Linked DNA regions of Mus musculus: regions 1, 3 and 4 are each linked to region 2. A link is a loop called in an ENCODE intact Hi-C map of the cell type or tissue named here. Cell type or tissue: gastrocnemius. All regions are shown on one strand. Each heading gives the region's core, and the rest is flanking DNA. Links, peaks and the distances in the headings are about the cores only. Region 1 holds the start of Ndufa6 (NADH:ubiquinone oxidoreductase subunit A6). Region 2 has its middle 11 kb from the start of Cyp2d10. Region 3 holds the start of Naga (N-acetyl galactosaminidase, alpha). Region 4 holds the start of Septin3 (septin 3).

Region 1 (5,447 bases), core at 97-5,096, 63 kb before region 2:
GTAAACTGGACTTAGTGGTAACAGGACTGTAAACCCAGCCTACAGGCTGGAGGTTTGCCGTGGCTGTGTATGGTGCTATGAATCCACAGCAAGATCTTGTTTCAAAAGAGAAAAGCAGGCTTTAGTCACCCATCCCCTGACACTCAGCCTTCGGCAGATTTGCTGAGGACACCAAGGATACAAAAGGATCACTAGGTGTTAAACATTCTGGCTACAGAGGTCAGTATATTCATTTAGTGAAGATACCTTGTGCACTGGCCATTCTTGTGACATGTCCACTCTGATCTATAAAACTGCAATCAGCCAACCATGGTGGCAGATGCCTTTAATCCCAGAATTGAGGCAAAACCTTAACAAAAACAAAAACAGTGCTGGGCATGGTGGCGCACGCCTTTAATCTCAGCACTCGGGAGGCAGAGGCAGGCGGATTTCTGAGTTCGAGGCTAGCCTGGTCTACAAAGTGAGTTCCAGGACAGCCAGGGCTATACAGAAAAACCCTGTCTCAAAAAAACAAAAAACAACAAACCAAACCAAAACACAACACCCAAAAACAAAACCAAGCCCGGTGTGGTAGCACAGAGGCAGATGGCTCTTTGAGTTCAAGGCCTGCCTGGTTTACGTAGCAAGTTCCAGGCCAGCCAAGGCTACAATGTGAGACGCTGTCTCAGAAAAACAAAACAACAAAAAGTCACAAAAACACAGACAAAATCATGCTGTGTCTAAATCAGGTTTGAATCTTTTGTTATACTCCAATTCAGTGATTGCAGAAATGGTGAACACTAGGCTAGGTTCTGAGAGAGCTGTCACCAAGGTCAGTGCGCACACAGGGATTTCAGGAAAGAACTGTACAATGACAAACTGAGACAAGTTTAAGTTGAGACAGAACCCGTCACTCAGAATCTTAGTATTTGTGAAGCATCAGGCCCAGAGACTGAAGGGTGCAGTATTATAACTACTGTCAGGTAAACTCCAGCCTGAGGTGGGCATGGTTTTTTTGTTTTGTTTTTTCTCCAGTCTGTGTTCTAATAACTAAGAGGAATCTTCTCCCATCAGTGCCTCCCCCGAGTTTTATATCAGTTACTTAAGTAACCTATTTAATACAGTAACTCCCGGAAGAAGACAGTATTATGGCCATTTCACAGATGAGCAAATACCGGTGAAAAATCTTACCCAAGGTCACACAGCTAATAAAGGTCGAAACTGAGGACAGTGTGGCTGCCTCTCAAGCAGTGCTGAGGCGTGCTGTGGAGCTGTTGTTACTCATTGGAAAACGCCTTTCCCCTCAGATCAGCTCAAGTTAAATACATGTCTACTCAACAACAAAAGATGTCCCTGACATATGTAGGACATTTGAACTCTCGCTAACCCCCTTTTAAAATCCACTACAGTGGCAGCATTGAGGGAGACAACCAAGATTGCAGATTCACACTCGCCACTCAGGTGAACAGACTAGATTCTCCCACCTACGGGAAAAGGCGTGTTTTGCAGCAGAAGGGGGTTAGACTTCAAAATTCTGGGGCAAGCTGATCTAGTGAGCAAAGCTGGGGAGCTCTGAGGGGCCATTTCGTCTGGAGGCTTCAAAGGGCAGCAGGCAGCTACTGGGTGACCTTCGTCAAGTCGTTTCCCTCTCGTGATGCAGTTTGTTCTCCAGACTAAGTAACAGATAACTGCTAAAGCCCTTCGCCACTTTAGTTACAAAATCGAATGGGCATCTAGAACCTTCTCTGGAACTGTAAAGCTGGGTTCAAGAAGCACCCGGGGCTAGCTCAGGACCGCGGACGCCCCTCCCAGGGGCTCCATAAGAAATAAGGAACAAAGGCCACCAAAGCAACTGGGGCGCTCGGAAGCCCTGTCCCGGTGTGGGGCACTCTGGCTCGGGTGACCCCCTTCCCCCGAAGCCCAGGGCTCGTTTCTGTCCCACTACGTGACCTCAGCTCGGCCGAGAGACCTTGGGCAGGTGCCTCCGGCGCCCCGAATGCACCCCTGCCTCTCACCGGTGTTCGGCACCTCCCGATACCAAGCGCGGTAGAGCTCGCGCACCCTCCGCTTGGCCTCGTTCAGGTCGCGACTGAAAATGGGCTTCACCGAGGTACTGGCTGCCGCAGCAGCAGCTTGGCGCAGGCCGGTGGCCGCGGCCGCCATCTTGCCGAGGAAGCCCCGCCCCTTCAGCGTGCGCACGCGCGGTGCCACGGGACTCGCTGCCGTGCCTCCTGCAGTGCAGAGGGAAGGACTGACTGGACTAGGGCTCTCTGATTGGCTGGAAGCCTCGGGCTCTGCAATGCGCATGCTCTACCGCGGAAACACCGATCCGGGGTTGGCTCGTTCAACGGCGGCGCTGAGGAACCACCAGGAGGCGCAGCGTCGAGGCTTCAGGCAGCGGTGAGGCGCTCTGTCTGCTCTTACCAAAAGTTTGTTCCTTCAGCCAGGCGCCGTGGTTGGCAGGCTCGGAGGAGAAGACCTCGGGCATAGATAACGGTGCCAGGCGGCAATGGCAGTCTTTCCGCAGCAACAGTGCGTACTGCTGAGCATATTGTGTATGTGCTTCCGGAAAACCGTTTTCTTGTAGACATGGTGTCGATCGCAAAAGCGCCTCTGGCTTGAGCTTTTTGGCGTTTCTCAGCCCCGTTTGTTTACTTACTTCATGCCATTGTTTTGAGTTGTCGTCTCACTGCGCCTGGCCTGGAACTCACTTACGTAGACCAGCCAGGCTGGCCTCAGAGCTTGCAGTGATTTCTCTGCCTCTGCAGGTTTGTGCCCACAGCACTTGCGGTTGCCTTTTTGTAAATAAATGTGTGTGGGTGTTTTGGATGTTTGTATAGGTGTGCGCCACGTGTGCTTTTTGGAGTCCATGGAGGCCAAAAGAAGGCTATGGATTCCTCTGGGACCGACGGTTATGATTTGCTTTGTGGAGCTGGGAATTGAGCCCAGGTCCTTTGGCAGAGCAGTTAGAGTGCTTAAGCACTCACTGAGGCATCTCTCCAGCCCCGCAGTTACATTTGACCTTGCACTCCACATTTCCCCTGCTTCAGTCTCCTTAGTGCTACTTCACCTAGCCTAATCATTTCCATTTTAGACTAGGGATTTTACATCCCAAACCATGGAAGCTATATCTACCTCTGTATCTAATCTATATCTATACTCTATGGTATATATCTATATATATTCGCTGCTATATAAATAAAAGCTGAAGAATTGCTGCCTAACGACATTCTAATATAGTAAGTGCACCATGCTTTTATGGATATTTTTGTGGTGATTTGAACAAACAGTACTTCCAGTCAAAGTACAATGCACACAGATATGCTCAGCACACAGCATTTAAACTCTCATGGAGGAGAGCATGGCAGCAGGCAGGCATGAGTGGCCTTGAAGCAGCAGCTGAGGTCTTACAATAGAGAAAGACTGGGCCGGCCTCTAGTCACTTCTAGTGACACATCTTCAACAAGGGCCACATACTCCAACAAGGCCACACCTCCTAGTCCTTCCCAAAACAGTTCCACTAACTAGGGACCTAGCATTCAAACACATGAACTTATGGGGCCCAAACCACCACATTATTGATTTTTGTTTTTTTCTTTTATTCTCTCCCCTCCTTTTTGAAACCTGGCTAACCTGGGACTTTCTTTATAGACCCATGTTGGATGATTCACAACTACCATAACTAGCTCTAAGGGGCCCAGTAACCTTTTTTCTAGCCTCTATTAAGCACCTGCATAATGTGGTCCCTATACACATACACACATGAACACACACACACACACACACACACACACACGCACATACAGATAAATTATTTAAAAAATTTAGTTTTTCAGACTTGTTTTAAGGTCTAAAATGTAGTCTTTTCTGTCGTGACTAGTATTTCATGTGCATATAAACCAAGACATTCTCTAGTTTTGGCCATCTACAGGTACATAGTCGTGATTCAGCGACCTTTATGAGGTTTGGAGGAGGTAGGAATTGCTGTCATGCGCTATGCCCACTCACTTGATATCACTGAGTACCCTCAGAGGCAGGCTCTGTGTCCTTTCTGTGTCCCAGCATGCTGCTGTACCCCACATGGAAGCTCAACAAACACTGGCTGGGTGAGTGGATGGCACTTGGACGCTGCTAGGCTCCCTTCTTACTTATGATTCAGAGGATAGGCTGCTCGGTGTTAAGCCCTCCCATGTCACTGTGACTTCCATGTCTTCAGGACTTCACATGGCGCTCCCTCATCACCTCGTTACTGCCCCCTTATCCTTGAATGGCGTTGAACTGAACCAAAGGAGTACCAGTGAGGGTGTTACCCCTCGCCGGGCACACTTAGAACCACCTTGAGGCAATTGGCATGACACCCTTCTCAGATATGGAGGGGTTGTCTATCTGAAAGCTCTCTACATCACGATGCCACACCCTCCCTGCAAAAGGAGGGCCTGCGCACCCAACTCCCAGGCAAGGCTGGTATTGACACTCTTCCCAGGCTGTCTGTAGGCTACGTGGACACTGACACAAAGAAGTCTCTGGATCCCTGACTGTCATCCAGATGGGCGTGCTTGGTAAGTAGGTTTAGAGGTGTTCTTGTTAACCCATACCCAACCCAGTGAGAAGGATCCTTAAGGCCCAGTCCTGCCCTCTGTGTATCCCTTCCTTCTTGGCTCTCCCCTTCTGTGTATCCTTCTTGGTTATCCCCTTCCTCCTCTCCAGAACTGATCTTACTTCCTTTCCCCTCTCCTAGCTTCCTTGCAGGATGAGCTTGATACCGTACTCATTGACACGGAGTCCTGAGTGACTCACAGAACTTAGAGTTGAATACACTGCTAGCAGCACTCTCAGTAAGATGTGGTGGCTCTGCTTTAAAATGCTCACCAGGACTTGAAGCAGCAGATAGGAACAGCAGAATCATGCAATCAGTCATGTTGTTATTGATCTGTCTCAGCCATAAGACCAATTTTCTAGACACTGTTAATGGCTTCTCTAATAGGAGAAGCCCTCATTGGGAAACCAAGGGAGGTGTGCTGCCCCACCTCAGTCAGAGAAGGAAGCATTTCACAACCACTATGTCACTATGAATGTGAATTTTAGGCGGGTAAGGGAACAGAGAAGGACCTAGAGTTTGGGAGTTTGTATATATATTGAGTTTAGGCTAGCCTAGGCTACATATTGAGAGTCTCTCTCTCTCTGTCTGTCTCTGTCTATGTCTCTGTCTCTGTCTCTCTCTCTGTATATATGTCAATCAGACAGACAGACAGATCGTAAGATAGATGACAGGAGGGGCCAGAATGACCTCATACAACACTCACTTTTAGGCCAATCAGGGAAGAAGAACATGAGGGGTGGGAAGAAACCCAGAAGATGAGACATCTACAGCCAGAAGAGGTGATTCTAGGAAGAGGGTGACACCAGAGTGCATAGCATGGACAAGGGAGGCCACTGGGGTGGTGGCCAGAGTGTATCGGGGATGGGGC
Region 2 (5,447 bases), core at 268-5,267:
AATATACTTCCTGATTAATTGTCAAAAAAAAAAATAAAAGGGAGGAAAAGAAGCAAACCATGGGATGAAGAAATAATGGTTATCCAGAGGTCTGAGAAGACAGTGTCAGAAATAAAATTGTATATCAGATATCTGTAGCAAGCATGAGCCAAAGGCTTGCACAGACTTCTGTGCAAAGTGAATTGACAAGCAGCCAACAAGCACACAAACAATGCCACTGTCACTTATCATTAAGACAATGAGGCCACGACCACACTTTGTGGTTCAATCAAAACAGCCCTGGAAAAAAAAAAAAAAAAGAAGCCGGGCGTGGTGGCGCATGCCTTTAATCCCAGCACTTGGGAGGCAGAGGCAGGTGGATTTCTGAGTTCGAGGCCAGCCTGGTCTACAAAGTGAGTGCCAGGACAGCCAGGGCTACACAGAGAAACCCTGTCTCGAAAAACCAAAAAAAAAAAAAAAAAAAAAAAACAGCCCTGGAAACACAGACTTCCAGGGAGCATAGCTTGCAAAGCCTTGTGCATTCTTCAGAGAGTGTCACCCAGAACTGAGGACAACTGTGGAGGAATTACTCAATAAAACTACTAAGGGTGTTATTAACCAGGAGTTCCCCTTTGAGAATATATAGAGAAGGCAAAGGAGGCTCCTCCCCGAAGGGTCATTGGCCATCTATGGCCACAGTTCCATGGTTCACAAATATCCAAAGACATACAGACAAACAAAAAAAGATACAGGAGTGGTCCCCCTTTTTCATGGTACCAAGCTTCAAGACCCTTCTAAGATGGCTGATAGAACTGAAGAACAAAAACATGCTGTGGCCTTTCCTATGGGGATGAATGGAGTGGACATGTGCCTTAGTTAGGGTTTTACTGCTGTGAACAGACACCATTACCAACATTTCCAATGCTACCCCAAAAGTCTCCCCCATGCTCCCCCACCCCTCTCCCACCCACCCACTTCCACTTCTTGGCCCTGGCATTCCCCTGTACTGAGGCAGATAAAGTTTGCATGACCAATGGGCCTCTTTTTTCACTGATGGCCGAGTAGGCCATCTTCTGATACATATGCAGCTAGAGACACGAACTCTGTGGGGTACTGGGTAGTTCATATTGTTGTTCCACCTATAGGGTTGCAGCCAAGGCAACTCTTATAAAGAACCACATTCAATTGGGGTTGGCTTATAGGTTCAGAGGTTTAGTCCATTTTCTTCAAGTTGGAAGCATGGCTGTGTCTGGGCAGGTATGGTGCAGGCAGAGCTGAGAGTGGTACATCTTCATCTGAAGACTGTTAGCAGAATACTGGCTTTCAGTTAGCTGTGATGAGGGTCTTAATTCCCATAATCACAGCGACACACCTCCTCCAACTGGGCCACACCTTCTAATAGTGCCACTCCCTGGGCCAATCATATACAAACCATCACATTCCACTCCCTGTCCTCCATAGGCTTGTTCAAATATATGAGTCTATGGGGACCATACTTAAACATGGCATAGACTTTCCCCTCCCCAATCCCTCATTTGCTGGCTCCGGCTGTGGCTGCTGCTCATTCAGCCAGTTTGCCATCTCAAAAGTGGGGCTGGCCCTGACTGCTGCCAAGGACTCTGTCTACTGCCCTCCCTCCTCTTGCATTTGCTTGTGGTTCCCCGGGGGGGGGGGGGGGAATGGGTCTAGCTCCACCCTTTGTGCCCTGCCAGGGATTCTGTTCGTGAGACTTGCTTTCCTAGCTGCTGCCCCCACCAAAGCTGCCACTGGACTCTGCCTGTTTGTCCACTGTTGTAGTTGCTTTTAGATGTCCCACTGCAGCCACAAGAAAAACAGCTTTTGCCTTGTCCGAGAGGCCACTCTTCGGTGCCCAAGAGGGAGGTCCGTTCTCCCCACCACCCAGTCCCTCTCTGCCTGGGACTTATAAAGTGAGTGCTAGCAGTACTGCATGCCGGGAGAATAGTGTGCTCCTTGCTGAGTTTTGGAATACCCTATTTCAGGCACTTCCTTTTCCCTGCCCACTGTGGACTCCAACAGTCAGAAGCATTGGGCTGTGGCTTCCAGCTGTTAGTAGGATGTCCCATGCAGTGCCCGGTCAAATTAAATACACAGTTTCCCCGCTGCTGCAGCTGAGGCCTCAGCCACTGCCAAGCAGCAGAGCGGAACCACAGACTGCCTGACCTGCAGCATCTCTGCCTCAGGCCACCTCCACGGGGCCTGCAATGTGGTGCAGCTGCCTCAGCCGCCACCGAGGAGACAGCAGAATGGTGCCACAGTAATCCACGGGCCACAGCATAGCACTGCCTCACCCATAGTGAGTTCACCAGGACCTGGCAGGAAGGATCAGGAAGGGCTGCTCGCCCTACCAACTGAGGACACACTGCAGAACCACTGCCACCCACTGGCCACTGTGGGACTCATAGACTTCTGCCACAGGAGCTGCTGCCACTAGTTGCGGTCCACAGTGTGGGGCTAGCTTCTGCCATCTGAGTTACACAGTCAGATGGGCCCACACCAACCATACAGTTCCTTCTTTCCTGCTACTAGTCTGCAAAAACCCTAGAATTTCTAGTCCCTGATTTTAGTGGGATTGCTTCCAGCTTCTCACCATTTACTTTGATGTTGGTTACTGGTTTGCTGTAGATTGCTTTTTATCATGTTTGCCCTTCTTAGAATTGGGAACAAAACACCCATGGAAGGAGTTACAGAGACAAAGTTTGGAGCTGAGATGAAAGGATGGACCATCTACAGACTGCCATACCCGGGGATCCATCCCATAATCAGCCTCCAAACGCTGACACCATTGCATAAACTAGCAAGATTTTACTGAAAGGACCCCGATAGAGCTGTCTCTTGTGAGGCTATTCTTGGGCCTAGCAAACACAGAAGTGGATGCTCACAGTCAGCTATTGGATGGATCACAGGGCCCCCAATGGAGAAGCTAGAGAAAGTACCCAAGGAGCTAAAGGGATCTGCAACCCTATAGGTGGAACAACAATATGAACTAACCAGAACCCCCTGGAGCTCGTGTCTCTAGCTGCATATGTCGGCCATCAGTGGAAAGAGAGGCCCACTGGTCTTGCAAACTTTATATGCCTAAGTACAGGGGATCACCAGGGCCAAGAAGTGGGAGTGGGGGGGGGGAGAAGAATGGGAGGAGGGTATGGGGGACTTTTGGGATAGCATTGGAAACGTAAATGAAGAAAATACCTAATAAAAAAAAGGAGAAAAAAAAAACCCTAGAATTTCAATGCCCCAGTCCTTAGGACCTGCCTCCTAGCTGACATACACGGTAAGATTTAGACCCTTGGATGACTTCCCTTCTTGAAAATGGTTCATAACCCCTCAGGGTCTTATAGCCATTCAACAATTCCTAGATCTAGGTTGGACTTCTTTCTGGTGAGTCTGGGACTTGGCAGAGTCCCTGGATGTTAATGTGATGACCTGAACTAGCCTGGCTGTATACTTGTAACCTGAACTCTTTTCTGGACCCAGGCAGAGTCCATTTTCTACAGGAGTAGACAGCCTGCTGATCTTGATTTGCAACATAATCCAGCTGAAACTAAGGATGGGGTCTGTAGGCTTTCCTTATATAAACGCAGAGCTAAAAATTAAACTTTGAGCCTTGGTCAGAAACTTTTGTCTTGGCTTCATCCTTCTCTCACCTGTCCTTTTTCATCCCCAGCCTCCCTTTCAAGTACCCAGTTTTCAGTGGCTGTAGGACAGCTATAGCAAGGTACCCCACTGGGATGTCTCCTGGAAAATATCAAATATCTGAAATTAACACCTGAATTGAGGGCATCAAAACTAGTACATTCTGCAATAAGGTCTAGATTCAGTATCCACTAGATAATGGCTCCAAATAGCCACTTAATGGCACACTAGGTTCAATTATTTTATGGCATCTTAATACATACTGCCAGTGGTCTGGTAAATGGAAAGAGGTTCCCTGTATCCAAGCATTTACCTATCCACGCTCCCACACCCTTACCCTGTTCTCACGGCATGCACACTCAGTTTGTGTCACAGGCCTGAACCTGTCTGGACCAACAAATTTTCTGTCACCATGATCTTATGCCACTGCTGCCTGATTTCTTACTCTAGTCCTAGCCAAATGCTTCTGTGCTAATTCAAAAATAGGTTTTTCTCTACTTACACAACCTGTCTAAGTTACTTCAGATTTTCATTCCCTTTCTGTCTTTATAGATAATGATGGTTTCTACTACTGCCATCGAATAATGATGTGGTCTATTCAGTTATAACCAATCGACATAGCCCTCAATCTTGTCAGAGGTTTGCTAATTATTAAGTTTATGACAGACAGAATTCCCAAAGCCTTTAACAGTTTAAATTCCCATGAGGTCTCAGAAGATTTGAACCAGCTACAAGATACTGCCTAGATTGTGATATGATAATCACTGAGAAACACAGTGGACAAAACTGGATATCCTGAGTCAAATGACTTATCTAAATCAAGCTAAGCCATTTCTTATGTCATACATATCCATTCCACAGGGAAAAAGTCCTGCCTCTTCTGTGTTTGAAAGACAGATTGACTGCTCAAGTTGCCATGGAGACCACAGGGACTGTTGGCTAGTGGACTCTGTCATTTTGTAAATAATATACAACTACTAAATTATTGTTTATTCTTTCTCAGACTTCTGACTACATTGACAGCTAAGGTAACTGTAGCTTGACAGCTAGAAAAAGCTTACAGAGATGTAGTCTGTTACCTCATTACTGTTGTGGGAAATATTAAAAAAATATATGGTAGCAGCATGTTCCCGCACTTGTGCCATCAACTCTCAGTCTAGGAGGCCTGGCTGGCCATGCACTGGTGGTTAATAGCTGATCTGTTTTCATCTCATGGATACTCTGACTCAGAACTCCACAATCTCTCCACCCAGCTCACTAGCTTGCCACTGGTGGGTCATTACCATGCCAACCCCGTGCTTCAAATCCCCCATGGCCTTTGTGGTGCACCCGTGCTTTGCCGCCATAGCTTTGTCTCTTGAACTTAGATATGCCGCTGAAATGAAGAAAAATGCAACACAAACTTCGTTCAGAAACAATGGTAACTCAATCTCTGGGCACAACAACTAAAACCTAATCTTATAAATCTTATTAAAATCTGATTCCTCTACTGGCGAATCCCTTGCCCCTTCCCTCTACTTCCCCCTCACAACTACTTGTTCATGGCCAGACTCTCTCTTCTCTTCTCTTCTCTTCTCTTCTCTTCTCTTCTCTTCTCTTCTCTTCTCTTCTCTTCTCTTCTCTTCTCTTCTCTTCTCTTCTCTTCTCTTCTCTTCTCTCCTCTCCTCTCCTCTCCTCTCCTCTCCTCTCCTCTCCTCTCCTCTCCTCTCCTCTCCTCTCCTCTCCTCTCCTCTCCTCTCCTCTCCCTCCCCTCCCCTCCCCTCCCCTTCCTACCCCTCCCCTCCCTTCCCCTCCTCTCCTCTCCTTCCCCCTCT
Region 3 (5,405 bases), core at 1-5,000, 79 kb before region 2:
TCTTTCTCTCTGCTCTGAATTCTGGCTATAAAAAACCAAGCCTCTACTGTCAGCTGAGGTGGGGCCAGGATAACAAGTGTAAATGACCTTCCAGGGTTAGGGTAGGGCGAGAAAGAGGTGGTCTGGCATCCAGGCCAAAGGGCAGGACTAGGCCTAGGGAAGCCTGTGGGGCCTGTCTGGCATTTTATCTTCTTTCAGTTACCTCAGAGGCCAAGTACACCTACTGAGGCCCCAAGCAGGTCATGGGGCTAGGTGTCAGATACATTCATTCTGACTCTGCATTTTTCTATTTAAAAAAATTTTTTTAAAATTTTTGCTGATGAGTGTCTTTCACCCACTGACCCACTGACCCCATTTTGTTGCCCTGGGTAAGCAGATCTTACTCACCTGATGCAGTTCTTCGGGTCCTCCACACAGTCGATGTTACAGCGGAAGCGTTCCCAGGCCAGCCAGCCCATGGGTGGAGTCCGCAGTAGCCCATTCTCCAGCATCAGTACCTGAGCCACCAGGGCCAGTAAGAGCACTGAGGGGGAGGTGGATGGTGACTTGTAAATGGTTCCTACAGCACCCCACCCCCCAACCCCAGTCATCACCTCAACCCCTCCAGCCCTTCAGCCCTCCCCAGGTACAGGCCAGTAGGGTTAGAGTTGCCTCAGCCTGTGAGTGCAGTCTGGGGGGGGGGGTACATGGGGCAAAGTAATGTATTCAAAAAGCTGTTGCTACAGACTGGGAATCAATGGAACGGACCCCTGAAGTCATGTCCTTGATATACATGAGACCAGATGCCCTCTTCCCTCCCTCCCTACACAGAAATGACAGTTCATTGTGGACTCTGGGTTTCTGAGGCCTTGGAGTTTTTGCTCTCCACCTCAGAAAGCCTCAGAAGGGCCTAAAGGGGTTGGTCAGGGTGGACTTGTACCCAGCTGCTCACCTACACAAGCCCCTTCCTCTTGGCTTTCAGCTTCCTTATATATAAATTACCACACCCACATGACAGGGCTGCTACAGCCCGCCAGGATCGGGTAAGATAGGACCTATACACTGGAGCAGGGCTGAAAAAGGAAGTGGCCTCTTTGGAGGGGAAACGATTCTGAGGTGTGGGGCATCTCCTTGATTTTCCTGGCCCAGCTCCAAGGAGAGGCACACTTCTCCCCACATACCCCCATCAAGAAAGAGGAGGGCTGGGGCTTCCTCGCCACAGTCCTCCCCTGCAAAGCCACCTGAGTAGGTGAGGGTACCTGTCTTCTGCAACATTGCCTTGGAGTCAAATCTCAGGACCCACTCGAATCTGCTCTTAGCAGCTTTATATGCTGAACTGTGGAAGATAACAGATGTTATGTATCCCACCGGGCATAGTGGGACCCACCTTTAATCTCAGCACTCAGGAGGTAGAAGCAGGAGGATCTCTGAGTTCTGGGCCAGCCTGGTCCACATAGCCAGTTTCAGGCCAGCCAGGGCTACTAGGTAGAGAGACCCTATCTCCGAAAATAAAAGTTACGGATTCCACATTTGGTCCCAAGTCGCTTTCACTACCCTCACACACTCCTTCCCTACCCTTTACTTCCCGGAATCTAAGCTCTTCTTTTAGAACTACAAATAGTCTAGGACACTTTGCCCAAGAGCGGTTGTGACTGGTTCTAGGAATACCAGGAAGAAGGAAGGCTATAGGCCATGTCCGGTTCCAGGTCCCCGTGTGGGTTCAGATTCTCGGTTCTTAAACATCGCAGGCCCAGGGTCCCCCTTGATTCTTACCCTCGCGCTCGCTCAGTCCGCGGTAAGCCGTGAAAGCCCCCGTGGCGGCCGCTTGTACCTATAGCGACCCGGGAGGCGGAATGTCACGGGACAACCCTTCTTGAGCAACCAATCAGAATCCCCTAGCAACGCCGTGCCCTCCCTCTATGCCCCAGCTCCCAGCCTCCAAAAGCTCCGCCCATCTAAGCTCGCGTTCTGCGCGTTCCCGAGGCGCGCTCCCGTGGGAAGTCGGCTTGGGCGCCCTGTGCGCGCGCCGCTGTGCCTCGGGTCTGGTTGGAGTCCTCCGTCCTCCGCCCCAGAGGGCGGGGGTGGTGGCCCGCACTGCCCGTGCTCAGTAAGTAGCTGTGCAGTGAATTCCTACAGAGGGCGATACCTTGCTCTTTTTTTGTTTGTTTGTTTGTTTGTTTGTTTGTTTTATTTTGTTTTGTTTCTTCGAGACAGGGTTTCTCTGTGTCCTGGAACTCATTCTCTAGACGAGGTTGGCCTCGAACTCAGAAATCCACCTGAAACCTTGCTCTTAACCACTCGAAAACGGTAGTGAAAGAGGCTGGGTGGGGTTTCAGCTCTCGAAAGGTCAGGAGGCTGCCCCCTCCACCTGACACCCAAGGGGTTGTTCGCCCACCCACTCCCCAAATGTATTTATTCATTACTTATTCATATGTTAAACACAGGCTAGGTGCCAACCACTATTTCTGGATGCCTTTACACCGATGATGATCATAGCTGTCCCCTCTCCGAATCTGTGCCATTTTCCTCCTATCAGGTAATGGCAAACCGACTTCTCTGCCAATCTTTTCTCTCAGCCTTTACATGCAATTGTCCAAAAATTGATTCCTGCCTTTAAATTCCACCTCTCATCCCACCCAGTAACGCTGGCCTCATTACATATTGCCTGGATGATTCGGAGACAGCCCTCAAGGGCCTCCTTTGTCCACCTTACTTCTCCAAGGCAGCCAAGGCAAACCTGAAAACTCAGCTCTGTGGGCTGGTAAGATGGCTCAGTGGTTAAGAGCACTTAGTGCTCTGGCAGAGCACGAGGGTCCGTCTCCAGACTCACATGCCAGGGGATCTGATGCCCTCTTCTGAACTCTGAGGCCACCAGGCATTCACATGGTGCACATACAGGCAGATAATCGGGCACACACTTAACCTAAAAAAACGAACCCAACCCAGCCCTGGTCTTGTCTCTCTGAAGTCTGTGTGATGGCTACTCTCTTAGTTTGGGGAAATGGTGTTTCTAAACCCCACCCTCTACCTTTTGACCCTATTCCCTGCCGTCATCTTCCTCATTGCCCTCCTTGTGGCCCCTCAAACACAGCCTTTGAACCAGCTGTGCCTTCTGCTTAGAATGCACTTCTAGATATGGGCATAGCCGACACCCTCATTTCCCTTAATTATATGTCCAAGTGAGGTCTACTCTGCCCATTCTTCTATTTAAAAACGGCAAGCTCTCCCCTCCCTCCTCAGGAAACTCATGCTGTATTCTCCCCTTACCCACCCTCCCGCGACCTTCACCTTGTAACACATTTACTCTAGTGGATACTACTAGTTGAAGAAAAGTTAGTGAACATTGCAGCCACCAACCACCACACTCCCCCCTTAAAACATCCAGCAAAATGTAGGGTATGCTTGTTTACATTGTGAGGTCAGGGAGGAGACCTCAGAGCGGACAGCTGAGACCTAAATGTCAAGGAGCTCTAAGTGGGGGTAGGGTGAGAGGGGAGGGCCGGCTGGGCTTCAGGAACTGCAAAGCAAGGGTTGAGGTGGGAATCCACAAAGCCCGTGGGCAGGCAGGCAGGCATTTGAACACAGTTGCATTCAGGGCGACTACGGGAATCCTGGTCTCCTATCTTATTAGTGCTTTCCCCGCAGCCTTCCCTGCAAGCCTATGGACAGACTCCAGGTAGAGCCTCAGGACCACAAGTGGACTGCAGACCTGCGTTGGTGGGTGATAGAAGCCGAAATGGCCAATATCTAGAGGCAGAGATGGGGCTAAGCCAAAGACTTGGTTGAGAACCTTAGCAGGGTTTTGCAGGATGTGTAGGAGCTCGCTTTAGGAAGCGCCCTATCTGATGATTTGTCTGGTTTGGCTCTGCACGCGCGAGAGGGAAGAGAGGGGCGGATCGGGGAGATACTGGATGGGCTGTAAGGGGAAACTTTTGGGGGAAAAAGAGCACTCCTTATTCTTCTTCGGTGTAGAGCTGGAGGCCTGTGGGTAGCCTGAGGTTGGGCTTGGGGTTCGAGACGACCCCTCACCGACGAGTCCTGTGGCGCAGGCAGGTCCCCACCTTCCAGGGCCTCAGTTTCCCTCCAATATGCGAGCCGAGGCGACTTTGCGGATCTGGAGGCCTGGTGGGTACTGGGCGGGGAGCGGCCGGGGCGGTACCCCGAGCCTCCCGGGCGGGGTCTCCCGGCTCCTGCGGCCACGTTTGCGACCTGGGCGGAGGCCGGGGTTCAGAGCGAGAAAGCCCAGGGGGCGACAGCATCGCACTCGACGGGCCAGGCCCTCGGGCGCCGGAGGTGAGAGCCGGTCAGGCGGGCTCCGGGAGGAGGTGACCAGGAGGGCGTGGCCGTGGACGTGGCTGGAAAGCCCGGGCGGGATCCAGGGGACCCAGGCACCAGCAGGGCTGCCGGAGGGAGAGACCGCGGCCGCAGGCGTGCGTGGACTCAGCCCCTCCTTGGGGCCCACAAAGGGCAGCGGCTAGAACAGCCTTCCTCTATTCCAGGCCTGCTTGCTTCTCTCTCTTTGGAGCCCTTCTTCCCCTCCCGCCTCCTGGCTACGTTTTTTATCACTCACTACTTGATTAATTCATTATTTATTTAATTGTATTTGCTTACGGAGTGTCTCTTTTGCTGGAAAGTAGATTTCAAGAGGACGGGGACCTAGTTTTGTCTACTGATGCATTCCTACAAATTCAGCAAGTCTGCACAGGGCTGATTATTGGCGATTTAACCACTCTAGATGTCCTGCAAATAGGGAGGGGAGGTGCGCGAAAGGGACAAAGCCAAATTCGATCTTTGGGTACATCAGTAATCAGGAGACTTCTCCCCAATATCGTGGTGACGGAAATCCCATAGGGACAGCCAGGAAATCTTAACTGCACTTAACTGACCTACCTAGCCCCAGGGAGCCCAGAATTACAGTCAAGAGACAGTGGGCCAAGACATACAGGGAACTTCAGTTGCCCTACGGGATGAGCAGATTATGAAAAGGAGGAGCGCTTCCGGCAAAAGGCTGCCCTTTTACTGGGGCCCTGAAGTTAGAACAGTTCTCACGTTCTCTGAGAACCCTTTTGCAGGCTCTCTGGAAACCATGTGGCTGAGCTGTGTGGTTAGATAAGAGGCCACCCTGTCCCCTTCTGTGACTCTGCTGATAAGTGTGTCACCAACAAGGCCCCACCTAGAAGTTATAAGACCAAGTGCTGACTCTTCCTCATATGACCCTTGCCAGTTCAGCTGTATAGGAACCTTGGAGCACCAGAATTTAGTGGCTATGTCTTCAGTGCCCCAGGACACACCGCTGGAGTTTACAGAGCCGGTCCCATTCACCCCTGGTCACCTCCTCCTTCCTCTGGTGCTCGTTGGTGTGATGTGGTTACCCCTAGGTGGTCTCGGTCACTGGCCTGTCCCTCCCCTGCCTCCATCTGGCTCTG
Region 4 (5,447 bases), core at 344-5,343, 150 kb before region 2:
CACACGTTCATCATTCAGTCACTGTGAGAAACATGCTGAGTGATTCTTGTTAGGCCCTGGGACCCAGAGAAGGATAAGATCTGCGTCTTTCAGGACTTTGCTGTCCAATATGGTAGATGGACATTCAAATGAAATAAAATTGAAAAAAAAAATCCAGGTCCTTGGTCATCATAGAATAGTGGTAAGTGCTCGGGAGCCGCCTGTGGCTGGTGGCTATTTTATTGGACAGTGGACACATAGAACATTTCCATTATCACAGAAAGTTCTATTGGCCGGCCAGAAGCTCACTCGCCAAGGCGAGCAGCTCACAGGAAAGCAGGCCAGAGCCCCCAGTGTTGTGGGGTATGGCAGAAAGGAAGTGGCAAGATGATGGGTCGAGGACATGCCAAGAGAACGTTGGGCTTGGCTCCTGGCTCAGAGTGAGTGTTTAGGGCACGTCTGTGGCCTGCACTCTGTGGCTGAGATGCTGTGCCCATCTGCTTACGGGCCTGGCTTTGGCAGAAGACTCTGAGTTTCTCCAGCCTGGCTCAGTCCCTGGCACAGAGTAAGTACCCAGCCAATGGCGTCTCTTCCCACCACGGTCCTTCTCATACTATCATGTGACAGAGCAGCCTGGTGCTGGGGAACCCAGGAAAAGGTTCTTAGCCCAGTGGCCACAGGCTGCTGAGGATCTGCCTCACCAGAGACAGCTGGGGTAGGTCTGTGGATTTCTTTGAGGTCTGGCCCGGGGCTGGCTAGCTTCATACCCCGAGTCTTACTTAGCAGAGGATCTGTCTGAAGCAGGATGGGTCTCAGAGAATGGATTTGAAGGGTACAGTTGTATACACAGAAATCCCAACATGAAGCACAACCGCAGGAGCATGGACACAGATGGCCCTGGGGTCAGCAAAGTCTTAGGTGGTTGCAGAGGGAAAGTGGGAGGGCATGAGACAAACAGGGACATCACCGTTGGAGTAGCTCAGTTCTCTCTTACTGGTGACACTTCTCAAGGGTCCAGTCTTGGAGACAAGGACACATGGGTTATGTGCCATCCCCTCCCTAGGTGGCTCTGCGCGTATAGGGCAGCTCAGCTGGCTGACGCCCATAGCTCTGTAGGATTCCAGAGACTCAGAGCAGCCATTCACTGCCACCCACTCTCAAGAGGCCAGAGCCTCCCTGCCCGGAGCCCAGTCCAGCGAGAGGGACAGGTCAGGGGAGAACTGGGCCCTCAGCTAGTGGACTATGATCAGGAGGCTTAGTGAAAGCTCAAGAGAGGACCCAGAGAAGAGAGGTCTCTGAGCCCGGCCACATGGCTAGCCTCTGGGTGCAGAGGAGTGGGTGGGGTCTGCAAGAGGTCAGCTTCCTTGACTGAAAACCACCGGCTTCTTTTCTGTCTTCTGATCCAGGTAGGTGTGCCTGCCTGTTTGTGTGTGTGTGTGTGTGTGTGTGTGTGTGTGGGTATGTGGGGAGGGTAGAACCAAGGTGTTCACAGGACACGGGGCTCACTGAGGAGGCAAGGATCTAGTGACACAAGAACAAGGTGACCTCAGGAGTTCTGGTCCTTGGGTCTGTGGCTAAGCGAAGGGTGAACACGGTGTGCCCAGGTGCATGTGGTGGGAACAGTGGGCAAGAGAGGTCAGGGCGGCAGGGATATGCCTAATGGAGAAGAGGCAGAGAGGCTGGACAGTTGAGAGAAATACATGGCCAGAGATGATAGGCTAAAGCCATCCCTTAAGGCAGAACAAGAGCCCCCTTGCATCCTGCTTCTCCTGTTCCAAACTTCAGAGAGACGGATGCGATACCACTCTCTACTGGCAGCCCTCACCTCCCCCGCCTCTCCCCTGCCCTCCCCCCCCCCCCCCCGGCCAGTCTTGGCCTGTGGTGTTGAAAGTAATGGAGATAACTTTGTCCCAGAGGCAGCACCAGTCAGCCCCCTGGGGACCCTGGAGACCACCTTGGGGAGTATGGTTCGACTACCTGTCAACCTGTCACCTGTCAACACTGGATCATCGAGCTGGGGACCCCCTTTTCTCTCAACTCCCTGCCCCCAGGCAGCCTTTTCCAACCTCATCCCTGACCCACTGCCCAGACCTCAGAGTCCTTCAGTCACGCCCCACGGATCCAGTACTCTCAGATCCGTTCCCAACATTTCCCCTTTCAAGCTGTCTTTGAAATGGTTGTTCCTAAGAGCAGCGAGCATCAAGTTATCTTGCAGGACCCGAACAGCTTTGCAGCCTCTCCTGGACCCTGTTCACCTTCAGCCTTATCTCTACTCTGCCAAGCAGAGCCTGGAAGTCCTGTGCTGGGGCTTTCAAAAGGAGGCTCTCCCTTCTCATCTGTGGGCTGTCCTTAGGAGCTGCCTGATGCCAGGCACAGTTTCCTTCAGCTGACATCCACCCTATTCAGGCTTCCCCCAAATGTCTCTCACCAGCAATACTCCAGCTCAGGGGCTCTTTCCTAGTGGGGTGCAGGGACTCCCGGTTCAGACTCTGTTCTCAGGCCACCTGGACATCCCACAGTCTCTGACCCAGATACCTGGACTCTTGTTTTCATTGCTATGGTGGTTTCTGCAAGAGACAGGCAAGATTGCCTTCCTCCAGAGTCCTTGAATTCATATGTAACCTCCACAGAGCTGTCCAGGGAGAGCATCCACCCTCCGGAACCAGGGAAAAGAGACAGCTAAACTCCATGCTGGGTTCTCTGATGTCAGGGGCAAGTTGTTTGATGGCAGTGCCTATAATGTGGCTGCAGACTGGGCAGCTGTATGAGGTGTGTGTCAATCTGCAGCAGGTGGAAGCTGTTGGGCCATAGGAAAACACAAACTCCCCTAAGGCCCTCACGCTAGGTTCCCTCAGGCTGGCAGCGCCACCTGCTGGTTGAGAGCTGAGACTTTGTCCTTGTCCCTCCCTCCTCCCTTGTGATTGCCTTAGGGAAAGCTGGACAGCCTGGATGAACCACGCCTTCGCACCTGCTCCTCCGGAGATGCAGCCACACAGGGCTCCAGGCCCCAGAACATCTTTCTCTCACAGCCACATGCTGGGGCACCACACCCACCAAAAGCTCACTGCAGATGTGTCCCCCCTCATCCCTGTCATCAAGAAGACTGGGCGTTTGGATGCCTTCCCCCAAAGCAGTGTCCTAGAGAATTCCAAACAGCCAAGCATTAGATCCAGGGCCTGTAGTATGTCCCAACAGGGCACTGCCACGGGGTCCCTGAGTTCCATGCCTCCCAATAGCTTTATGCCCAGGAAACTCAGCTCTATTTCCTTAACAATACACCAGAATGTCCAAACGCGGCCCTTAGATGCCTCACTTTCTCATTGGGAAGAATTGCCCAGTTTGCACAAGGAGGCTGTCACCCACAGAGAAGGGAGGCTGTCTGCTTCAAGTTTGCCACTCATGGCTCATGTGCCACAGGTCAGGACCTCCTCTGAAGGCCATGGGAACCCAGAACTTACCAAAGCCAGCAGAACACCCACAGGGAATAAACCTCTGGTGTCTTCATGCCTGACTTTACCTTTCCAAGCTCAGTTCATTCAGAGTTCGTCAAGCCTCCCGGGGCCAGGTCCCATGGGACAAGTCCCTTCCAGAGCCTCTCCAGGAAGAGGCAAGTGCAGGCCCAGGGGTATTCCCAGATCCCGAGCATACCTCCAAAGGGCTACCTCGGCTGCAAATGTGTCTGTTGTGAGCACAAAACTAGATAAAGCCAGACATATAGGCACAGTGGCTCTCCACAGACCGGAATTGGCTATCAATATGCCTACACTAAACCAGTCCAGACTGGTCAGAAGCGCAGAGCTTCCTGTTCTGGATGCCAGGATGGACCTGGCCACCAACTTACCTGTAGTATCCAAGTCAGGAAAAGTGACAGACTCAATTGCAGCAGGCACAGCCAGGGATTTAGCTAGAGCAGTGACAACCAAGTCAGGCCAGGTTCCGAATTTGGTAACTGCAGCATCAGACAAGCAGGAAAGTGTCAAGCTTTTGACCACGGGGAACTCAAACGTGGCTTTGCCAACATCGGATGAGGCCAAGCAGGGCATAACCAGGTTGGACACAGTCAAAGCTTTGGCCAGAGCCACCGTAGGCAGGCCGGACACAATGACAGATTCTCCTGCACTGGAGACAAGCAGACTAGGTACAGCCATGGATTCAGTTGTGCTGGTCTGCCCAGACCCAGCCAGTAGTGAGACCAAGCCACACACTGTCAACAATGGGACTATCAGAGACACGGTTACCTATGCTACCTCTCCTCAAAAGCCGAGCAGAAGCACAGACCCAGCCCAGGACCATGGAGCTGTGGGTGCTTCCACAGACAGCCTCAAGGAACCCACCTCGCTGGACCTGGCCCCAGAACCCAAAGGTAAATGCAAGAGCTTGGTTGGGGGAAGATCTGCTGGTGGGTGAGCAGGGATGCATCCAGCTCACCAGGTTATGAAAGAGAGTGGGGGCTCTCTGGTCAGAATTGAATAGGTGGCAGAAAAGGGGGCAGGGGTTGAGGGGCTGAAGGACACTGTCAGGAGGAAGGCTCACAGCTGAGGATATGCTAAGTCCCCTTCTTGACCAGGATCTATGCTTGCTGCTGCCGCTGCTGCTGCTGCTGCTGCTGCTGCTTCTTCTTCTTCTTCTTCTTCTTCTTCTTCTTCTTCTTCTTCTTCTTCTTCTTCTTCTTCTTCTTCTTCTTCCTCCCCTTCCTCCTCCTCCTCCTCCTCTTTTTTTTTTTTTTTGAGACAGGGTTTCTCTGTATACCCCTGGCTGTCCTGGAACTCACTTTGTAGACCAGGCTGGCCTCAAACTTAGAAATCCGCCTGCCTCTGCCTCCTGAGTGCTGGGATTAAAGGCATGCACCACCACGCCTGGCTCTATGCTTGTTTCTTAGTTCTCTAAAAAGTCAGGATAATTGGGTGATTTGTAGATGATTCCAGCTTTAAGGAAAGTCTATCTGAGCTCGAGGCCTCCCTGGTCTACAGAGCAGGTTCTGGGATGGCTAGTGCTACACAGAGAAACCCTCTCTGGACATCTCCCCACCCACCCCGCAAAAAAAGGCTAATGAGCAAAAACACAGAATTGCTACTTAAAAGGAATGTCAGTGACTGGGAGGTAAAGGTGGAAGGATAACGTTCACAGCCAGCCTTACCTGGAAGTCTTGGCTCCAGCTCTTTAAAGTTGGAGGTGTGTGTGTGTGTGTGTGTGTGTGTAAATCCTATACATGTCTATAAACAGGTCAGCACAAGGGCTAGAAATTCTATGGATGTCTCAGCTCAGATTCTGGGTCAGGAGAAAGGCTTGGGAAATATCCAGTCCAATTCGTGAGCTGAGTCCTCGGCTCGTCAGAGCCTCTCCTATCCCACTGTGCATGCGGCCTCCGTTTTCACTCTTTGCGGTGTAACCCCAGCTCTCCAGCTTCAGCTCAGCTCTCTCTCCTGAACTCTGCTGGACTACTCCCCCTGGGTATCTCCAGGACATGT

Evidence for each region. Peaks named below come from ENCODE experiments on the same cell type or tissue, not always from the same donor. Only the 100,000 strongest peaks of a DNase experiment are listed, where the experiment ranks them.
Region 1: a loop joins it to region 2, with 5 times the contacts of the local background. A loop is called at or near these places in 16 of 42 quality-filtered maps.
Region 3: it touches region 2 in a loop (3-fold over the local background); 2 of 42 quality-filtered maps call a loop at or near these places.
Region 4: it touches region 2 in a loop (5-fold over the local background); 16 of 42 quality-filtered maps call a loop at or near these places.

Annotation. Positions count from the first base shown.
Region 1 is chr15:82,352,087-82,357,533 of GRCm38, forward strand. Ndufa6 (NADH:ubiquinone oxidoreductase subunit A6) reads right to left here and starts at 2,205. Exons shown (of 3, transcript NM_025987.3): 1 at 1,995-2,205. The coding sequence starts at 2,142. In gastrocnemius, for the core only: no CTCF peak of the experiment used is centred there; a DNase peak (open chromatin) is centred at 2,236; H3K4me3 peaks cover 3,384 bases; H3K27ac peaks cover 3,089 bases.
Region 2 is chr15:82,415,344-82,420,790 of GRCm38, forward strand. No RefSeq gene overlaps it. Among named protein-coding and RNA genes, the nearest start is that of Cyp2d10, 11 kb to the left of the region's middle. In gastrocnemius, for the core only: a CTCF peak has its summit at 2,375 (motif pointing left); DNase peaks (open chromatin) are centred at 1,695 and 2,356; H3K4me3 peaks cover 798 bases; H3K27ac peaks cover 953 bases.
Region 3 is chr15:82,337,000-82,342,404 of GRCm38, forward strand. It overlaps Naga (N-acetyl galactosaminidase, alpha), which reads right to left and starts at 1,827. Exons shown (of 10, transcript NM_008669.4): 1 at 1,753-1,827; 2 at 1,239-1,315; 3 at 388-523. The coding sequence starts at 1,254. It overlaps Pheta2 (PH domain containing endocytic trafficking adaptor 2), which reads left to right and starts at 4,180. Exons shown (of 2, transcript NM_177391.4): 1 at 4,180-4,272. In gastrocnemius, for the core only: a CTCF peak has its summit at 2,095; DNase peaks (open chromatin) are centred at 1,934, 2,304 and 4,254; H3K4me3 peaks cover 2,900 bases; H3K27ac peaks cover 3,533 bases.
Region 4 is chr15:82,268,524-82,273,970 of GRCm38, forward strand. Septin3 (septin 3) reads left to right here and starts at 279. Exons shown (of 12, transcript NM_001368785.1): 1 at 279-544; 2 at 2,910-4,342. The coding sequence starts at 2,929. Gm52180 (a long non-coding RNA gene) reads right to left here. Exons shown (of 3, transcript XR_003951511.1): 2 at 3,821-4,098. In gastrocnemius, for the core only: a CTCF peak has its summit at 2,868 (motif pointing left); DNase peaks (open chromatin) are centred at 436, 1,099, 1,954, 2,858 and 2 more places.